2 separate regions of the Mus musculus genome follow, and region 2 is linked to region 1. Evidence: chromatin loops called from intact Hi-C (ENCODE). Cell type or tissue: gastrocnemius. All regions are shown on one strand. Links, peaks and the distances in the headings refer to the core of each region. The heading gives the core; the rest is flanking DNA.

Region 1 (10,229 bases), core at 2,747-7,746:
TGAGAGTGTGGACTACAAAAGATAACACCTTCTGTGGCAGGCCAAAGCAACACAGCTTCTGGGAAAGGTCCTGATTTGGGCCTTCATCTTTGGCCAGGAGGGAGGTCCTAACACCAGATATCTGTGCACCTTCCCTGTAAGAGAAGAGCTTGCCTACAGAGAGTGCTCTTACCACTGAAACTTGGAGGAGAGAGCGAGTCTCCCAGGTCTTCTGATAGAGGGTAACAAAATCACCAGAGGAACAATCTCTAAACAGAGACAACTATAACAACTAACTCCAGAGTTTACCCGATGGCAAAAGATAAACATAAGAATAATACTAACAGAAGGCAAGACCACTCACCATCATCAGAACCCAGCACTCCCACTTCGCCCAGTCCAGGGCACCCCAACACCCAAAAAGCTAGACCTGGATTTAAAAGCATATCTCAGGATGATGGTAGAGGACACCAAGAAGGACTTTAATAACTCACTTAAAAAAATACAGGAGAACACTGCTAAGCAGTTAGAAGACATTAAAGAGGAAGCACAAAAATCCCTTAAAGAATTGCAGGAAAACACAACCAAACAGGTGATGGTTGGATAAAACCATTCAAGACCTAAAAGGGGAAGTAGACACTATAAAGAAAACCCAAAGTGAGGCAACGCTGGAGATAGAAAACCTAGGAAAGAAATCTGAAACCATAGATGCGAGTGTCAGCAACAGAATAAAAGGGATGGAAGAGAGAACCTCGAGTGCAGAAGATTCCATAGAGAACATCGGCATAACAATCAAAGAAAATGGAAAATGCAAAAAGATCCTAACTCAAAACATCCAGGATATCCAGGACACAATGAGAAGACCAAACCTATGAATAATAGGAGTAGATGAGAATGAAGATTTTCAACTCAAAGAAGCAGCAAATATCTTCAACAAAATTTTAGAAGAAAACTTCCCAAACCTAAAGAAAGAAATGCCCATGAACATACAAGAAGCCTACAGAACTACAAATAGACTGGACCAGAAAAGAAATTCCTCCCGATACATAATAATCAGGACAACAAATGCACTAAATAAAGATAGAATATTAAAAGCAGTAAGGGAAAAAGGTCAAGTAACATATAAAGGAAAGCCTATCAGAATTACACCAGATTTATCACCAGAGACTATGAAAGCCAGAAGAGCCTGGACAGATGTTATACAGACACTAAGAGAACACAAATGCCAACCCAGGCTACTATACCCAGCCAAACTCTCAATTACCATAGATGGAGAAACCAAAGTATTCCACGACAAAACCAAATTCACACATTACAGCCCTTCAAAGGAAAATAAGAGAAAAAAAAACAAAACAAAACAAACAAACAAACAAAAAAAAACAATACAAGGACGGAAACCATGTCCTAGAAAAAGTGAGAAGGTAATCCCTCAAAAAACTTAAAAGGAGACAGCCACAAGAACAGAATGCCAACTCTAACAACAAAAATAATAGAAAGCAACAATTACTTTTCCTTACTATCTCTTAGTATATATGGACTCAATTCCCCAATAAAAAGACATAGACTAACAGACTGGCTACACAGACAGGACCCAACATTTTGCTGCTTAGAGGAAACTCATCTGAGAGAAAAAGACAGACACTACCTCAGAATGAAAGGCTGGAAAACAATTTTCCAAGCAAATGGTATGAAGAAACAAGCTGGAGTAGCCATTCTAATATCTAATAAAATCGACTTCCAACCCAAAGTTATTAAAAAAGTCAAGGAGGGGCACTTCATACTCATCAAAGGTAAAATACTCCAAGAGGAACTATCAATTCTGAATATATATGCTCCAAACACAAGGGCAGTAACATTCATTAAAGAAACTTTAGTAAAGCTCAAAGCACACATTGACCTCACACAGTAATAGTGGAAGACTTCAACACACCATTTTCACCAATGGACAGATCATGGAAATAGAAACTAAACAGGGACACAGAGAAACTTACAGAAGTTATTAAACAAATGGATCTGACAGATATCTATAAAACATTTTATCCTAAAACAAAAGGATATACCTTCTTCTCAGCACCTCATGGTACCTTCTCCAAAATTGACCACATAATTGGTCACAAAACAAGCCTCATCATATACAAAAATATTGAAATTGTCCCATGAATCTTATTAGATCACCATGAACTAAGGCTGATCTTCAACAACAAAATAAAAAATAGTAAGCCAACATTCACATGGAAACTGAACAACACTCTTCTCAATGATACCTTGGTCAAGGAAGGAATAAAGAAAGAAATTAAGGACTTTTTGGAGTTTAATGAAAATGAAGCCACAACATACTCAAACTTATGGGACACAATGAAAGCATTCCTAAGAGGAAAACTCATAGCCCTGAGTGCCTCCAAAAAAGAAACTAGAGAGAGCACACATTAGCAGTTTGACAACACACCTAAAAGCTCTAGAACAAAGGAAGCAAATTCACCCAAGAGGAGTAGACGGCAGGAAATAATCAAACATAGGGGTAAAATCAACCAAGTGGAAACAAGAACTATTCAAAGAATCAAACAACGAGGAGCTGGTTCTTTGAGAAAATCAACAAGATAGATAAACCCTTAGCCAGACTCACTAGAGGGCACAGGGACAAAATCCTATTTAACAAAATCAGAAATGAAAAGGGAGACATAACAACAGATCCTGAAGAAATCCAAAACACCATCAGATCCTTCTACAAAAGGCTATACTCAACAAAACTGGAAAATCTGGATGAAATGGACAAATTTCTAGACAGATACCAGGTACCAAAGTTAAATCAGAATCAAGTTGACCATCTAAACAGTCCCATATCCCCTAAAGAAATAGAAGCAGTTATTAATAGTCTCCGAGCCAAAAAAAGCCCAGGACCAGATGGGTTTAGTTCAGAGTTCTATCAGGCCTCATTAGATGCGAAGAAAGCATTTGACCTAATCCAACACACATTTATGATAAAATTCTCAGAAAGATCAGGAATTCAAGGCCCACACCTAACCAAGATAAAAGCAATCTACAGCAAACCAGTGGAAAACATCAAAGTAAATGCTGAGAAGCTGGAAGCAATCCCACTAAAATCAGGGCCTAGACAAGGCTGTCCACTCTCTCCCTATCTATTCAACTTTGTACTTGAAGTCCTAGCCAGAGCAATTAGACAACAAAAGGGGATACAAATTTGAAAGGAAGAAATCAAAATATAACATTTTGCAGATGATATGATAGTATATATAAGTGACCCTAAAAATTCCACCAGAGAACTCCTAAACCTGATAAACAGCTCCAATGAAGTAGCTGGATATAAAATTAACTCAAACAAGTCAATGGCCTTTCTGTACACAAAGGATAAACAGGCTGAGAAAGAAATTAGGGAAACAACACCCTTCTCAATAGTCAAAAATAATATAAAATATCTTGGCGTGACTCTAACTAAGGAAGTGAAAGATCTGTATGATAAAAACTTCAAGTCTCTGAAGAAAAAAATGAAAGAAGATCTCAGAAGATGGAAAGATCTCCCATGCTCATGGATTGGCAGGATCAATATAGTAAAAATGGCTATCTTGCCAAAAGCAATCTACAGATTCAATGTAATCCCCATCAAAATTCCAACTCAATTCTTCAACGAATTAGAAAGGGCAATCGGCAGATTCATCTGTAATAACAAAAAACCTAGGATAGCAAAAACACTTCTCAAGGATTTAAGAACCTCTGGTGGAATCACCATGCCTGATCTAAAGCTTTACTAAAGAGCTATTGTGATAAAAACTGATGGTACTGGTATATCGACAGACAAGTAGACCAATGCAACAGAACTGAAGACCCAGAGATGAACCCACACACCTATGGTCACTTGATCTTTGACAAGGGAGCTAAAACCACCCAGTGGAAAAAAGACAGCATTTTCAAAAAATGGTGCTGGCACAACTGGTGGTTATCATGTAGAAGAATGCAAATTGATCCTTTCCTATCTCCTTGTACTAAGGTTAATCTAAGTGGATTAAGGAACTCCACATAAAACCAGAGACACTGAAACTTATAGAGGAGAAAGTAGGGAAAAGCCTCGAAGATATGGGTACAGGGGGAAAATTCCTGAATAGAACAGCAATGGCTTGTGCTGTAAGATCGATAATAGATAAATGGGACCTCATAAAGTTGCAAAGCTTCTGCAAGGCAAAAGACACCGTCATTAAGACAAAAAGACCACCAACAGATTGGGAGAGGATCTTTACCTATCCTAAATCAGATAGGGGACTAATATCCAACATATATAAAGAACTCAATAAGGTGGACTTCAGAAAATCAAATAACTCCATTAAAAAATGGGCTCAAAGCTGAACAAAGAATTCTCATCTGAAGAATACCGAATGACAGAGAAGCACCTGAAAAAATGTTCAACATCCTTAACCATCAGGGAAATGCAAATCAAAAAAACCTTGAGATTCCACCTCACACCCAGTCAGAATGGCTAAGATCAAAAACTCAGGTGACAGCAGATGCTGGCGAGGATGTGGAGAAAGAGAAACACTCCTCCATTTCTGGTGGGATTGCAAGCTTGTACAACCACTCTGGAAATCAGTCTGGCAGTTCTTCAGAAAATTGGACATGGTACTACTGGAGGATCCCACAATACCTCTCCTGGGCATATATCCAGAAGATGTCTCAACCGGTAAGAAGGACGCATGCTCCACTATGTTCATAGCAGCCTTATTTATAATAGCCAGAAGCTGGAAAGAACCCAGATGCCCCTCAACAGAGGAATGGATACAAAAAATGTGGTACATTTACACAATGGAGTACTACTCAGCTATTAAAAAGAATGAATTTATGAAATTCCTAGGTAAATGGATGGACCTGGAGGGCATCATCCTGAGTGACGTAACCCAATCACAAAGGAACTCATACAATATGTACTCACTGATAAGTGGATATTAGCCCAGAAACTTAGGATACCCAAGATATAAGATACAATTTGCTAAACGCATGAAACTCAAGAAGAACGAAGACCAAAATGTGGACACTTTGCCCCTTCTTAGAATTGGGAACAAAACACCCATTGAAGGAGTTACAGAGACAAAGTTTGAAGCAGTGAAGAAAGGATGGACCATCTAGAGACAATATGAAAGGGGTTATATGATGGCTATGAAATAAATACTATCACAGAATGATGAAGAAAAAAAAGAGATGAATCATACCTGAAAACCTATCTTTCATAAAACAGAAATTCCAATTGATTGCAAGACACTGGATTATTTTCCTGAATGTATCCAACACTGATGAATCTGAGTCATAGTTTCTGGTTCATGCTCCTGATCACTTTTATTTTATTTGCAGACAAAAAAAATAGCTGCTGCTGCTGTATACACATCACCTATCTGCACCATCCCTACTTACTGCCTTCTGCTGCCATCCCTGGACCTTAAGTGCCCAACATCCCAGAGGGGTACAGATCCTATATAACTCATTAAGGACATAGTAATTACACTGGACCATTCTAGGGCCAATTTACATCCGAGATCTCTAGTGGAGACCAATTATATTCACTGATCACTATTTCCTACGCTTAGGAGATGGTAGAATTTAAAGAAAAACAAACAAAATTATTAATTAATTAATTAATTAATAGCAGCAGTAATAATGCCAAAAAGCATAGAAAAGCATACTTCTTCCATGTTCAGAACAGGGCTTCTCATGACTGGATGCCATTCTGTTAATAAGAAAAGAGAAGAAGGTTGACTGAAAACCACCTCATATTATCAGGAATTATTCTGAATGTTATTAACTTAAAGTGTCTCACTGAACAAAATTTAGACAAACAGCTAGGAATAGTTTTTAAATTTTTGGTTTTGAGCCTAGCCTTTAAATTCTGAGCCATCTCTCCAACCTATCCACCCGTAGTTTTTAATCAGATTGAGACTTGTCAAAAACCACTCAGCTTCTAAGCTTCCAAGGACAGCATCACAATCCAACATAACTATCTGCAAGAGGATGTAGGGCAGAGAGACAGCCTTCTTTAAATTTTTAAATTTCATTTTACAATATTCTATCTGTGACAAGATGTGAAAGGGGCAGGAATAGGGCAAGCAGATGTCATATTTAAGGCTTCCACAAGCCCATAGGAAAGCAGTCCATGTTCCCACACCTGTTTACTCATTTTGCCTTCTTACCTCCCCGTGAAATCATTAATTCTACCTACTACCACCATTATCCAAAACTTCTTCATCTATGTGTGAATATTTTATAATTCAATGTTGAATGTGTGACCATTTATCACAAGGTCAGAGGTGACATTCATAACTCATTCCTTCATGATAGCTTTCTGAACATGGCAGTTATCAGTTAAATAAAGTTCTGTACACAATAATGAATCACAAACTTTCAAGCCCAGAGAATCTCTCCTGAGTCTCAGTGGTCAGATTACTCTCTGCAGGCAAGCTCTTCTCTTGCAGGGAAGATGCACAGGAGAGAGTTGACTCCCAAGGAGTGCTGACAGAGGCTAACAGAATCACAGGAGGAACAAGCCGCATCCAGAGATAGCTATAACAACTGACACCAGAGATTCTCAGATGGTGAATGGCAAAAGTAAGAACCTTACTAACAGAAACCAAGACCACTCACCATCATCAGAACCCAGCACTCCCACCACAGCAAGTCCTGGATACCCTAACACACCCAAAAAGCAAGATTCAGATTTAAAATTGTATCTCATGAAGCTGATAGAGGATTTTAAGAGGGAAATTAATAACTCCCTTAAAGAAATACAGGAAAAACATGGCTAAACAGGTAAAAGGCCTGAAGGAGGAAGCACAAAAATCACTTAAAGATTACAGGAAAACACTGCTAAATAAGTAGAAGCCTTTAGGAAGAAACACAAAAATCCCTTAAAGAATTAAAGGAAAACACAACCAATCAGGTGTTGGAATTGAACAAAACCATCCAAGATCTAAAAAGGGAAGTAGAAACAATAAAGAAAACTCAATAGGAGACAACTCTGGAGTTTAAAACGCTAGGAAAGAAATCTGGAACCATAGATGCAAGCATCAGCAACAGAATACAAGAGATGGAAGAGAGAATCTCAGGTGCAGAAGATTCCATAGAGAACATGGACACAACAATCAAAGAAAATACAAAATCCAAAAAGATCCTAACTCAAAACATCCAGGAAATCCAGGACAGAATGAGAAGACTAAACCTATGGATAAAAGGAGTAGATGAGAAGGAAGATTTTCAACTTAAAGGGCCAGCAAATATCTTCAACAAAATTATAGAAGAAAACTTCCCTAACCTAAAGAGATGCCCATGAACATACAAGAAGCCTACAGAACTTCAAATAGACTGGACCAAGAAAAGAAATTCCTCCCAATGCATAATAATCAGAACAACAAATGCACTAAATAAAGATAAAATATTAAAAGCAGTAAGGGAAAAAGGTCAAGTAACATATAAAGGCAGGCTATGAGATTTAGACAAGACTTCTCACGAGAGACTATGAAAGCCAGGAGATTCTGGACAGATGTTATAAAAAACCTAAGAGAACAAAAATGCAAGCCCAGGCTACTATGCCCAGCAAAACTCTCATTTACCATAGATAGAGAAACCAAAGTATTCAATGACAAAACCAAATTGACACAATAGCATTCCAAGAATCCAGCCCTTCAAAGGATAATAAAGGGAAAACACCAATACAAGGATGGAAATTACACCCTAGAAAAAGCAAGAAAGTAATCCTTCAACAAACCTAAAAGAAGACAGTTGCAAGAACAGAATCCATCTTCTAACAACAAAAAATAACAGGAAACAACAATTAATTTTCTTTAATATCTCTTAATGTCAATGAACTCAATTCCCCAATAAAAAGACATAGACTAACAGACTGGCTACACAAACAGGATCCAACATTTTTCTGCTTACAGGGAACCCACATCAGGGAAAGACAGACACTACCTCAGAGTAAAAGGCTGGAAAACAATTTTCCAAGCAAATGATCCGAAAAAAACAAGATAGAGTAGCCATTCAAATATAGAATAAAATTGACTTCCAACCCAAAGTTATCAAAAAAGACAAGGAGGGACACTTCATACACATCAAAGGTAATATCTCGGAAGATGAACTCTCAATTCTGAATATCTATACTCCAAAAACAAGGGCAGCCACATTCATAAAGGAAACCTTAGTAAAGCTCAAAGCACATATTGAAACTCACACAATAATAGTGGGAGACTTCAACACACCACTTTCATCAAGGAATCGATACTGGAAACAGAAACTAAACAATGACACATGGAAACTAAGAGAAGTTATGAAACAAATGGACTTAACAGATATCTACAAAACATTTTATCCTAAAACAAAAGAATATACATTCTTCTCAGCACCTCATGGTACTTCCTCCAAAATTGACCATATAATTGATCACAAAATTGGCATCAACAGATACAAAAATATTGAAATTATCCCATTCATCCTATCAGATCACCATGGACTAAGGCTGATCTTCAATAACAACATAAATAACAGAAAGCCAATATTCACGTGGAAGCTGAACAACACTCTGCTCAATGATACCTTGGTCAGGGAAGAAATAAAAAAAGAAATTAAAGACTATTTTGAGTTTAATGAAAATGAAGCCACAACAAACCCAAACTTATGGGACACAATGGAAGCAGTCCTAAGGGGAAAACTCATAGCCCTGAGTGCCTCCAAAAAGAAACAAGAGGGACCATACACTACCAGCCTGACAGCATACCTAGAAGCTCTACAACAAAAGGAAGCAAATTCACCTAGGAGGTGTAGGAGGCAGGAAATAATCAAACTTGGGGCTGAAATAAACCAAGTGGAAACAAAAGGAACTATACACAAATCAACCAAACCATGAGCTGGTTCTTTGAGAAAATCAACAAGATAGATAAACCCTAGGCCAGAATAACTAGAGGGCACAGGGACAGTATCCTAATGAACAAAATCAGAAATGAAAAGGGAAACATAACAACAAAACTCTAGGAAATCCAAAGCATCATCAGATCCTACTACAAAGGGCTATACTCAACAGAACTGGAAAACGTGGATGAAATAGACAAATTCCAAGACAGATACCAGGTACCAAAATTAAATCAGGGTCAGATTAATGATCTAAACAGTCCCATGGCCCCTAAAGAAATAGAAGTAGTCATTAATACTCTCCGAACTTAAAAAAAAAAAAAAAAAAAGCCCAGCACAAGATGAGTTTAATGCAGAGTTCTATCAGACCTTCAAAGATCTAATTCCAATTCTCCTCAAACTATTCCACAAAATAGAATCGGAAGGTACTCTACCCAATTCATTCTACGAAGCCACAATTAATCTGATACCTAAACCACACAAAGATCCAAAAAATAAAGAGAACTTCAGACCAATTTTAATAAAATCCTTGCAAACAGAATCCAAAAACACATCAAAACTATCATCCATCATATCCAAGTAGGCTTCATTCCAGGGATGCAGGGATGGTTTAATATAAGGAAATCCATCAATGTAATTCACTATATAAACAAACTCAAAGATAAAAACCACATGATCATCTCGTTAGATACTGGGAAAGCATTTGACAAAATCCAACACCCCATCATGATATAAGTCATGGAAAGATCAGGAATTCAAGTCCCATACCTAAACATAATAAAATCAATCTATATCAAACCAGTAGCCAACATCAAACTAAATTGAGAGAAATTTGAAGCAATCCCACTAAAATCAGCAAAGAGACAAGGCTGCCCACTTTCTCCCTACCTATTCAATATGGTACTTGAAATCCTAGCCAGAGCAATTCGACAACAAAAGGAGGTCAAGGGGATATAAACTGGAAAGGAAGAAGCCAGAATATCACTATTTGCAGATGATATGATAGTATATATAAATGACCCTAAAAATTCCACCAGAGAACACATAAACCTGATAAACATCTTCAGTGAAGTAGCTGGATATAAAATTAACTCAAACAAATAAGGGGCCCTTCTCTACACAAAGGATAAACAGGCTGAGATATAAATTAAGGAAGCAACACCATTCACAATAGTCACAAATAATGTAAAGTACCTTGGTATGACTCTAACTAAAAAAGTGAAAGATCTTTATGATAAGAACTTCAAGTCTCTGAAGAAAGAAATCGAAGAGGATCTCAGAAGATGGAAAGATCTCCCATGCTCATGGATTGGCAGGATTAATATAGTCAAATGGGCATCTTGACAAAAGCAATC
Region 2 (10,229 bases), core at 2,846-7,845, 50 kb before region 1:
CGTCAAGCCATTGATCTCCATGACCACCATGAATGCTGATGGCTGCTGTTGCCCTGAAGCTGATCTGCCCTGTTTACTATTCTACTTTCAATCTTTTTTTCTGGAGAACATTCTACCCCCACACCCCTACTACTCATAGCTGATAAGACCATAATAATTGAAACAGATGTAGTTCTCAGAAATGAGGAATAGAGATGGTCATGAGGCTGTGGAGAACAATGAACAGGCTTTCTACATGGCCTTTAGGCCCATGGGAAAAGATCTAGATGACATAACAACAAAGGCCATAAAAGCCTACATGGTCTTTTGTAAAAATAGTTTATTGCCAGACGTATTCTCTAATTTAGGATCATGAAGAACTATATGTATCCTCACAACCTCCACAGATCAAGAAAACAAGATATTTCAAGACAAATCCAGATTTAAACAATACCTATACAGAAATCCAGCTCTACAGAAAATGTTAGAAGGGAAATTTCAACCCAAGAAGGATAACTACACCCAAGGAAACAGGAAATAATTAATTCTATAACAGCAAAAACAAAACAAGGGAAGCATAAAAACACTACATCAAACAAAAGGAATTAACAATCACTGGTCATTAATGTCTCTCAACATCATGGGTAAAATTCCCCCATAAAAACACACAGACTAACAAAAGGATTCTAATACAGGACTCATAATACTGCTACATATAAGAGACACACCACAGTACTTAAGTTATGAATTACCTGAGAGCAGAGGGCTGGAAAAGATGTTTTCAAGCAAACAGACACAAGAAGCAAGCTGGATTAACCAATCTAATACCTAATAAAATATACTTTCAAACAAAATTAATCAAAAGAGACAGAAGAATATTTCACCCTCATCAAAGAAAAATCTACCAGATGTTTTCCAAATTGTGAACATCTATGCCCCAAACACAAGGGTACTCACAATTGTAAAAATAAAAATAAAAAATGCTGAACTTAAATGACTCAATGACCCCACTCCTTATTAGTAGAAGACTTCAAGATCTAACCTCTCTAATCAACAGGTCATCCAGCCAAAAATTAAATAAAGAAATAATGAAGCTAAATGGCATTATCGCTCAAATGAATCTAACAGATATCTACACATTTCACCCAAACACAAAAGAATATGCTTTCTTCTCAGCACCTCATAGATCATTCTCCAAACTAGATCTATAGTTGGTCACAAAGTAAGCCTCAACAGATACAAGAAAAATTGAAATAACATCTTGTATCTTATCAGACCATAATGGATTTAAGCTGGAATTTAACAAAAACAGAAACAGCAAAAATCCAAAACACTCATGGAAATTGAACAACTCTATACTCAATGACCACTGAATGAGGAAATAAATTAATTAATTCATGAATTAAAAAACCTATATCTAACATCATGCTAAATGAAAAACATTTGAAGCAATCACACTGATTTTAAAATTGGTAAAATAGACATCATTGAATCAAAGAATGGATAAAGAAGTGAACATTTACACAATGGAATATTTCTCAGCTGTTAAAAATGACATCGTGAAATTTACGGGCAAGGTGAGGAAAAAAGAGTGAAGGAATGACCATCCAGAGACTGCCCCACCTGGGGATCCATCCCATATACAATCACCAAACCCACACACTACTGAGGATGCCAACAAGTGTTTGCTGACAGGAGCCTGATATAGCTGTCTCCTGAGAGGTTCTGCCAGTTTCTGACAAAATACAGAAGTGATGCTCACAGCCAACCATTGGACAGAGCACAGGGTCCACAATGAAGGAGCTAGAGAAAGTACTCAAGAAGCAAAAGGGTTTGCAGCCCCATAGGAGGAACAACAATATGAACTAACCAGTACCCCCAGAGCTCCCAGGGACTAAACCACCAGCCAAAGAATACACATGATGGAACTCATGGCTCCATCTACATATGCTATCTCTTCTGAGACTATGCCGGGGCCTAGCAAACACAGAAGTGGATGCTCACAGTCAGCTAATGGATGGATCACAGGGCTCCCAATGGAGGAGCTAGAGAAAGTACCCAAGGAGCTAAAGGGATCTTCAACCCTATAGGTGGAACAACATTATGAACTAACCAGTACCCCTGAGCTCTTGACTCTAGCTGCATATGTATCAAAAGATGGCCTAGTCGGCCATCACTGGAAAGAGAGGCCCATTGGACACGCAGACTTTGTGTGCCCCGGTACAGGGGAACGCCAGGGCCAAAGGGGGGGAGTGGGTGGGTAGGGGAGTGGGGGTGGGTGGGTAAGGGGGACTTTTGGTATAGCATTGGAAATGTAAATGAGCTAAATACCTAATAAAAAATGGAAAAAAAAAAGCATTATTTGCTACAAGGTGTATTTGTGGGTGTACATGAACAATATATATATATATATATATATATATATATATATAAAATCCGGATCATGTTGTGCTATAGACATGTCTTTACAATTCTTCCTGAAGGTTAAAACAGTTCATTAGAATTCAAAATGCATAATCATCTGTAACTTGGCACTTGTCAGGCTCTTGTCAGCATTAGTGACTGGCACGATTTATTGCAGCAGAGTTCCAGTCAGAGTTGGCCAAATTGTTACAACAGAAGTCCAGCAACAGGTGGGTAGAGAACAGGAAGTACAGTGCCATGTTTCTCAATTGGAGACCTTGAAATAAGTGAAATTACTAGCTATTAAATAAACATCACTCAAAAGCAGGAAAAAAATCATTCCCAGTGAGGTAATCCAGATCCAGAAAGACAAATAAGGTATGCATTTATTTATAAGTGTACATAACCTCTTAAGTACATGATAATCAAACTACAGCCTGCCGATTCTGAGAGGTTATGTAAAGAGGAGAGTTATACTGAGGAAGCATGGATCTCCATGAGAAGAGGAAATAAAATGTACTCTGAGAGTGGTCTAGAGATAGATGTAGTAGGAGGGATGTGGTTGCAGGGGAGAAATGGAGGGGGAGGGGAGGGGAGGGGGAGGGGAGGGGGAGGGGAAGGGGAGGGGGAGGGGAGGGGGAGGGGGAGGGGGAGAGGGAGGGGGAGGGGGAGGGGGAGAGGGAGGGGGAGAGAAGACAGTTTGAATTGGGTTTGAGATATTTGTGGATTGGTGAGAAGCTGGTGCACTGGAAACTTTCAGGAATCTATGAGGATGACCCAAGGGAGGACTCCTAGTAATGGAGGGTACAGCGTCTGAACAGGACATCTTTTTTGGAAAGGAAAGTTTCTCAGTAGTGGGTTACATTTAGTTGTGTTATTGAGTGTGTTGGTCCTACATACATCCCTAAACAACCCAGGCTGATACTAGGACAGAGATTAGCTCTCTGAAAATTGAAAGTTGGACCACATTACCAAACAAACTATATATCTCACTGAACATAGAAAGATCAGGTTAGCAAGGGATGGGAGTCTCCTACATTTTAGTCTCTTTAGTGCAAAAAGTTACTCTACAGTCTTCAGAAAAAGAAACTGTGACAACAACCAAGCAAAAAAACATTTCCACCTACAATGTGTCCTGCCTGCCAGACAAGTGCTGGAGGAATGGTAGTGCAGAACTTGTGGGAGGGACCAACCAATGACTGGTTAAACTTGAAGCTCAGTTCACAAGGGGAACTATGTACCCTCCACTGCCCAAATAACCAGGAACCAGGGACCAGCTCAGACTCCTAGGTTAAAACCAAACACGACTGGAAAAAAAATAAAACATAAAAATCCATTAAATGATGTTCAGTGATATTCTGTTATACTAATAGATCAGTGCCTTGTCCAGTCATCATCAGAAAGGATTTATCTGGCAGTATATTAAAGTGGTTTCAGGGATACACAGCCAGAGATTATGCAGAGTGATGTGTGTGTGTGTGTGTGTGTGTGTGTGTGTGTGTGTGTGTAATTTAGAGATCTCTATCATATCCCTCCCCTCAAAGAAAAGAGAATGCCACAGAAAAGGGGGAAGAAAGGTTATAGGAGTCAGAGATGGAGGAGCTCAGAGAACATGGGCCATCCTATCAACTAAGCAAAGCTCTCATAGGATTACAAGAATGAAATGCCAGGAGGAGTTTGGACTACATGAGTCTGCATCAGGTCCTCTCAGTAAAGGTTAAATCTTTTAGCTTGATATTTTTGAGGGACAATAAACAATGAGTTTAACTTTTACACTTTTGTCTGCTATTAAGACTAATTTTGTTATATTTCAGTAGTCTTGTCCAGCTTAATATGGGGGCTTTTGCCTTGCATTATTGTATCCTCTTTGTCAAGTTTGGCTGTCACCTCTAGAAGAATTTTTTCTGAATTAGAAATGAAGGAGTAGTACATCTGAGAAGGGGGACCTAAAAGGAGTGGATAAGGGGTTGTATTACATGGCTTGGTGGTATTATATGTGAAAAGAATCCTTTTAAAATTAATAAACAGAATTTAATTAATGGAGCTCTGATAAAACAATGCCGGTTACCTAATGCTTTTCTAGAACCAGCACTGGGGTGACATCAATAAGTCACTCAGGTCTCTTTCCCTTAATACACTACTTTGTAAAATTCTCTTTTGTAAATGGGAATATTACTCAGTGTATCTTATTGCAGGGATACATTTGTAATATTAATATCCATATAATTATTAGATAAATTTAAATTTAAAAATTCCAATATAGACATTATAAGGGGATTTGCTTCTTACATAGGACTCTGATCAGGGCCTCTTTTATATCTCTGTTTCTCAGACTGTAGATGAATGGATTCAGCATGGGAGTCACCACTGTGTACATCAGAGCCATGACAATCTCCTTTACAGTAGAGTTATTAGCTGATGGGCATAAGTAGACACCAATAATTGTCCCATAGAACAGTGAGACCACAGACAGGTGGGAGCCACAGGTGGAAAAGACCTTGGCTATGCCCTGTTTAGTTGAAAACTTTAGAATGGAGCAGACAATTTGTACATAGGAAACAACAATGAGTAAGAATGGCACCACAGTATCAAGTGTTCCCAAGATAAATATCATTAGTTCATTAATATAAGTGTCAGAGCAGGCCAACTTGAGCAGGGCAGATATGTCACAGAAAAAGTGGGTGATTACATTGTCCTCACAGAATGACAATCTTGCCAAGAGTAGGGTGTGTAACATGGAATACAGAACGGTAAATACCCAGGTGAGCACCACCAGAGACACACAGAGCTTAGGGCTCATGATGCTGGTGTAATGAAGAGGGAAGCAGATGGCCACATAGCGGTCATAGGCCATGACCACAAGAAGAACATTCTCTGTGTTTGCAAAAACCATGAAAAAGTACATTTGTGTCAGGCACCCGGCATAGGAGATGGATGGGTCCTGGCTCTGAATGTTCTGCAGCAATTTGGGCATTGTGACAGAGGAAAAGCAGAGATCAGAGAAGGACAAGTTGCTGAGAAACAAGTACATGGGTGTGTGGAGATGGGAGTCCAGTCGAATGAGGATGATGATGATGAGGTTCCCCAGGACAGTGGTGAGGTACATGGCCAGGAACAGGGCATAGAACATTTGCTGCTGCTCTGGGAGGATGGGCAGGCCCAGGAGGATGAACTGAGGGATGGCAGTCTGATTATTTATTATCATTCTTATTCTCCAGTATTCTAATAAGAAAATTATCTGTGTCACTGAAAATTCAAAATAAAAAAGTATATTTAGAAAATATATTGTATAAAAATGAATCTTATAGTCATCATAGTAGTTATAACCTCAAAACTCCAAATGTCTGAAATGACTACAATCATTAATGTTCTTTCTTAACATCTCTCTACTAGGTTTCAATCGCCTCCTTTTTCCTAGATATTTGTACACTGTTTCTACTGAGATACAAAATGGATTAATGCTTCTCTCTCCTGCTACCTGATCATCCTGGTTGACTTTTGTCTGTTCATTTGCAATTTGCTCTATGTTATTTTGCATATTGTTGAACTTAAAGAATTTGTATTAGTATCATCATAATATTATATGAATGTCAAGAAAAACTTGCAAACTCCTATGTAGTAGATTATTCTTTCATACTTGGACTGGAATGACTCTAACATAGATATTTTTACTCCACTGTAAACTAATTAACCCCATTCCATTACTTTATGACAGGCACCAGATCCTCAAAAGACCCAAGTGAAACTCGTTTTTTTTTTTTTCATTTTATTGTCTCTCAAAGCATTCCTTCTTCTACCTTTTTTGGTTTCGCATAGGCCAGTAAAACAAAGTAAGTTTTTCATCAGAAATCAGTGATTTTTTTTCATTGTTGTTCTAGTCATTTTTATTAGATATTCCTGGCTTCCCCTCTGAAAACCCCCTATCACATCCCCACCCCACCCCCTACTTACCAACCCACCCACTCCCACTTCCCTGTCCTGGAATTCCTCTACACTAGGGCCTCAAACCTTTTCAAGGCCAAGAGCCTCTTCTCCCATTGATGTCCAACAAGGCCATCCTCTGCTTCATATGCAGTTGGAGCCATGGGTCCCTCCGTGTTTTCTTTTTTTATATAAGATATTTTCTTTATTTATATTTCAATGTTATCCCCTTTCCTGGTTTCCCCCCTCCCAGAAACCCATATCAAATCACCCCTCCCTCTGCTCACCAACACACCCACTTCAGACTGCCTGCCCTCACATTCCCCTACACTGGGGCATAAAGCCTTCAAAAGACCAAGAGCCTCTCCTCCCATTGATGCCTGACAAGGCCATCCTCTGCTACATTTGCAATTGGAACCATGAGTCCCACCATGTGTACTCTTTGGTTGGTTGTTTAGTCCCTGGGAGCTCTGGGGGCTCTGGTTGGTTGATATTGTTGTTCTTCCTATGGGGTTTCAAACCCCTTCAGCTCGTTCAATCCTTTCTTTACCTCTTCCACTGGGAACCCCATGCTCAGTCCAATGAGTATCTGTAGTCATCTGCCTATGTATTTGCAGGCTCTAGCAGAGCCTCTCAGGAGACAGCTATATCAGGCTCCTGTCACCATGTACTTCTTGACATCCAAAATAGTGTCTGCATTTGGGGGCTGTATATAGGATGGATACCCAGGTGGATGACGTTTATTCCACAATTTTTCTCTGTAATTCCTCCCGTGAGTATTTTGTTCCCCCTTCTAAGAAGGGCAGAAGCATCCATATTTTGGTCTTTCTTCTTGAACTTCATGTGGTCTGTGAATTGTATCTTGGGTAGTCCAAGATTTTGGAATAATATCCACTTACCAGTGGGTGCATATCTTGGGTGTTCTTTTGTGATTGTATTACCTCACTCAGGATGATATTTTCTAGTTCCATCCATTTGCCTAAGATTTTCATAAAGTCATTGTTTTTTAATACCAGATCAGTACTCCATTGTGTAAATGTACCAAATTTTCTGTATCCATTCCACTGTTGAAGGACATCTGGAGTCTTTCCAGCATCTGGCTATTATAAATAAGGCTACTATGAACATAGTAGAGGAGGTTTCTTTGTTATAATTTGGGGCAACGTTTGTGTATATGCTCAGGAGTGGTATAGCTGTGTCCTCAGGTAATCCTACTTCCAGTTTACTGAGGAAGTACTAGACTGATTTCCAGAATGGTTGTACCAGCTTGCAATCCCACCAACAATGGATGAGTATTTCTCTTTCTCCTTAAATCCGTTTATGTTTTTTTCTTTCCCTGAACTGCTGTCATACATTATACAGTGTCTCCCCTAAATTCTTCTCCTATTTCATTAATTATTCTCTGTAAGCTTATATCAATATATGAGGATCACGTCTTGTCTTTACTATAATACAGAGGCTAACTCAGTAACGATTGTGTTCTCATGTCTCCTGATCATTCTCTTCTCCTTCATCGTGTTTCATTTACACTGTGGCATTCTAACAGAGAAGTTCCATCACATTTTTTTCAGATTTATTTTTCAGATTACCACTACTGCTCTGAGGATAAGTTCAAAGCTCTTCCAAGGACATAAATGCTGTTTCATTATCTCTCAGGTGCCAGAGGCACACCCCATATTCTCACAGTGATACTTGGATCTCTCTCTTTATTAATGCTGGGGTTAGGACTCTTCCACTCCTTCATTTTAGAATTGCTCCTCCTCTTGCCCATTACTTCCCTGTCCCCTTCATCTGTTTCATCCTCACTCATAGGTCAGAGATATTGCTTATGACATAGTCAGCTAAATTTACTCTTTTTCTCCCATACTAAATGATACCTTCACCTCTGTTCCCTAGCGTTATATTCTTATCCCATGCAGTTAAATATGTGGTCACTGTTTAATCTGTATTCACATTAGTTGTAAACAATAAGTAGTAAAAGTCACATAACTCTTCATTTTGATTGGTTGCTTACAACCATTCAGATTTTCCAACTAAGGCCAATACCTGTCATGATGCATGAAATTGGTAGATGAACATTTGTTACATGAAAAATGTTCCATCTTCTGCCTGAGATACAAGTGTGTAATATCCACTCTTCTCAGTGCCTCCAACATTATAGATAGTTCTTCAAATGTTTGCCTGATCAGTCTCTAATACTGGGCAGTCTATATCCTAATCACATGCATGGGAAGGCATGTAGGAGTGTAAACACCTGAGTTCATGCATACACACACACACCATCCTGTGATTCTGGACATCACTGGCTATGGAATCTATCACAGGTCTTAAAGCTTACACAACAGAAGAAACAGCAAGACATCTAGACAACTTTCTCAAAAATGCTCCAACCTAATATGACTGTTTTCACCTTCACAGACTGACAGTTTTTCAATACAGTTAAATTCAGATATTGCACACTTAGACTTTGTGGTTTAGCATTACAGAGGATAAACCATGTAGGACAAAAAAACATGCACCATTTAAAAAGTGGCTTTTTATTTTTTTATGAATCTGGCCTTAAACCTGGATCACTCACTGCCTCTGCATTACAAGTACTGCCATGACAAAAATGTGCCACCATAACCATTTTCTGTCTCTCATGTAATTGAACAGTACTTTTGTATTATGTATGCATGTGTGCCAAGATGGGAATCTGAGAAGTTACCATCCACAATTATCACTAATGAGTCAATGGACTTCTTATATTCTCTATATACTAAGACTGTACTCTCAAATTAAACACCACATAACAAACCTAAAGGGTATGTTTCTAACGTTTGGCAGACCTGCATATTCGTTTGGATTCTGTAAAAGAACTGAGTTTGATTGAGTAGCTTCCATTGTAGATTTACATTAACACCCAGATAATGTTAGTACCATTCTTGATGAACTGTAATAGGAACAATCACATACAATAGCAGTGACTTTGATATTTGTAAACTTGTACAGATAAAATTAATAGTCATTTTAAATAAAACAGTATTTCAGAGTTTTTCAGACCCCAGAGGTGAAAGTATAGTAAACAAACCTTAAGCACTAAAGAATTGAACTCCATCTCTTGGTAAATTCTTGTGTTAAAATATTATGATATTGGAAAAAACCCACAATGAGTAATAGTAATGAAGATAATATGAAAGGGGTTATATGATGGAGATGAAATAAATACTATCACAGCATGACTAAGAAAAAAAAGAGATGTATCATACCTGAAAAACCTGTTTGCATAAAAGAGAAATTCCAATTGGTTGCAGGACACCAGATTATTTTCCTAAATGTACCCAGCACTGATGAATCTGAGTCATAGTTTCTGGTTCATGCTCCTGATCAACTTTATTTTATTTGCAGACAGAAGAATAGCTGCTGCTATATAGACATCACTTATCTGCACCATCCCTACTTACAGCCTTCTACTGCTATCCTTGGAACTTAAGTGCCCAACATCCCAGAGGGGTACAGATCATTGAGGACATAGTAATTACCCTGGACAATTCTAGGACCAATTTACCTCAGGGATCTCTAGTGGAGACCAATTATATTCACTAATCACTGTTTTCTACACTTAGGAGATGGTAGAATTTAAAGAAAAACAAACAAAATAATAACTTAACTAATTAATTAATAGCAGCAGTAATAATGCCAAAAGGCATGGAAAAGCATATGTCAATGCAGTACTAGATGCTTCCTCTCCCACTCAGGCCAGACAAGGCAGCAGTTTTGGGGACAGACCTGTATGAAGACCAAGCTATACACTGACTGCATATGTGTTGAGGGCATAGATCCAGCACATGCTCACTCATTGGTTTGGTGGTTTAGTCTCTGGGAACTCCCAGGGGTCAATTTTAGATTCTGTGGAGTAACTTCTACCCTCTGTTTTCCTTAATCCA

What was found. Hi-C counts contacts between places; a loop is a spot of excess contacts. Peaks named below come from ENCODE experiments on the same cell type or tissue, not always from the same donor. Only the 100,000 strongest peaks of a DNase experiment are listed, where the experiment ranks them.
Region 2: it touches region 1 in a loop (4-fold over the local background); 12 of 42 quality-filtered maps call a loop at or near these places.

Annotation. Positions count from the first base shown.
Region 1 is chr11:73,547,962-73,558,190 of GRCm38, reverse strand. No RefSeq gene overlaps it. Among named protein-coding and RNA genes, the nearest start is that of Olfr382, 36 kb to the right of the region's middle. In gastrocnemius, for the core only: no CTCF peak of the experiment used is centred there; no DNase peak of the experiment used is centred there.
Region 2 is chr11:73,597,940-73,608,168 of GRCm38, reverse strand. It overlaps Olfr384 (olfactory receptor 384), which reads right to left and starts at 5,587. Exons shown (of 1, transcript NM_207224.1): 1 at 4,649-5,587. The coding sequence starts at 5,587. The coding sequence ends at 4,649. In gastrocnemius, for the core only: no CTCF peak of the experiment used is centred there; no DNase peak of the experiment used is centred there.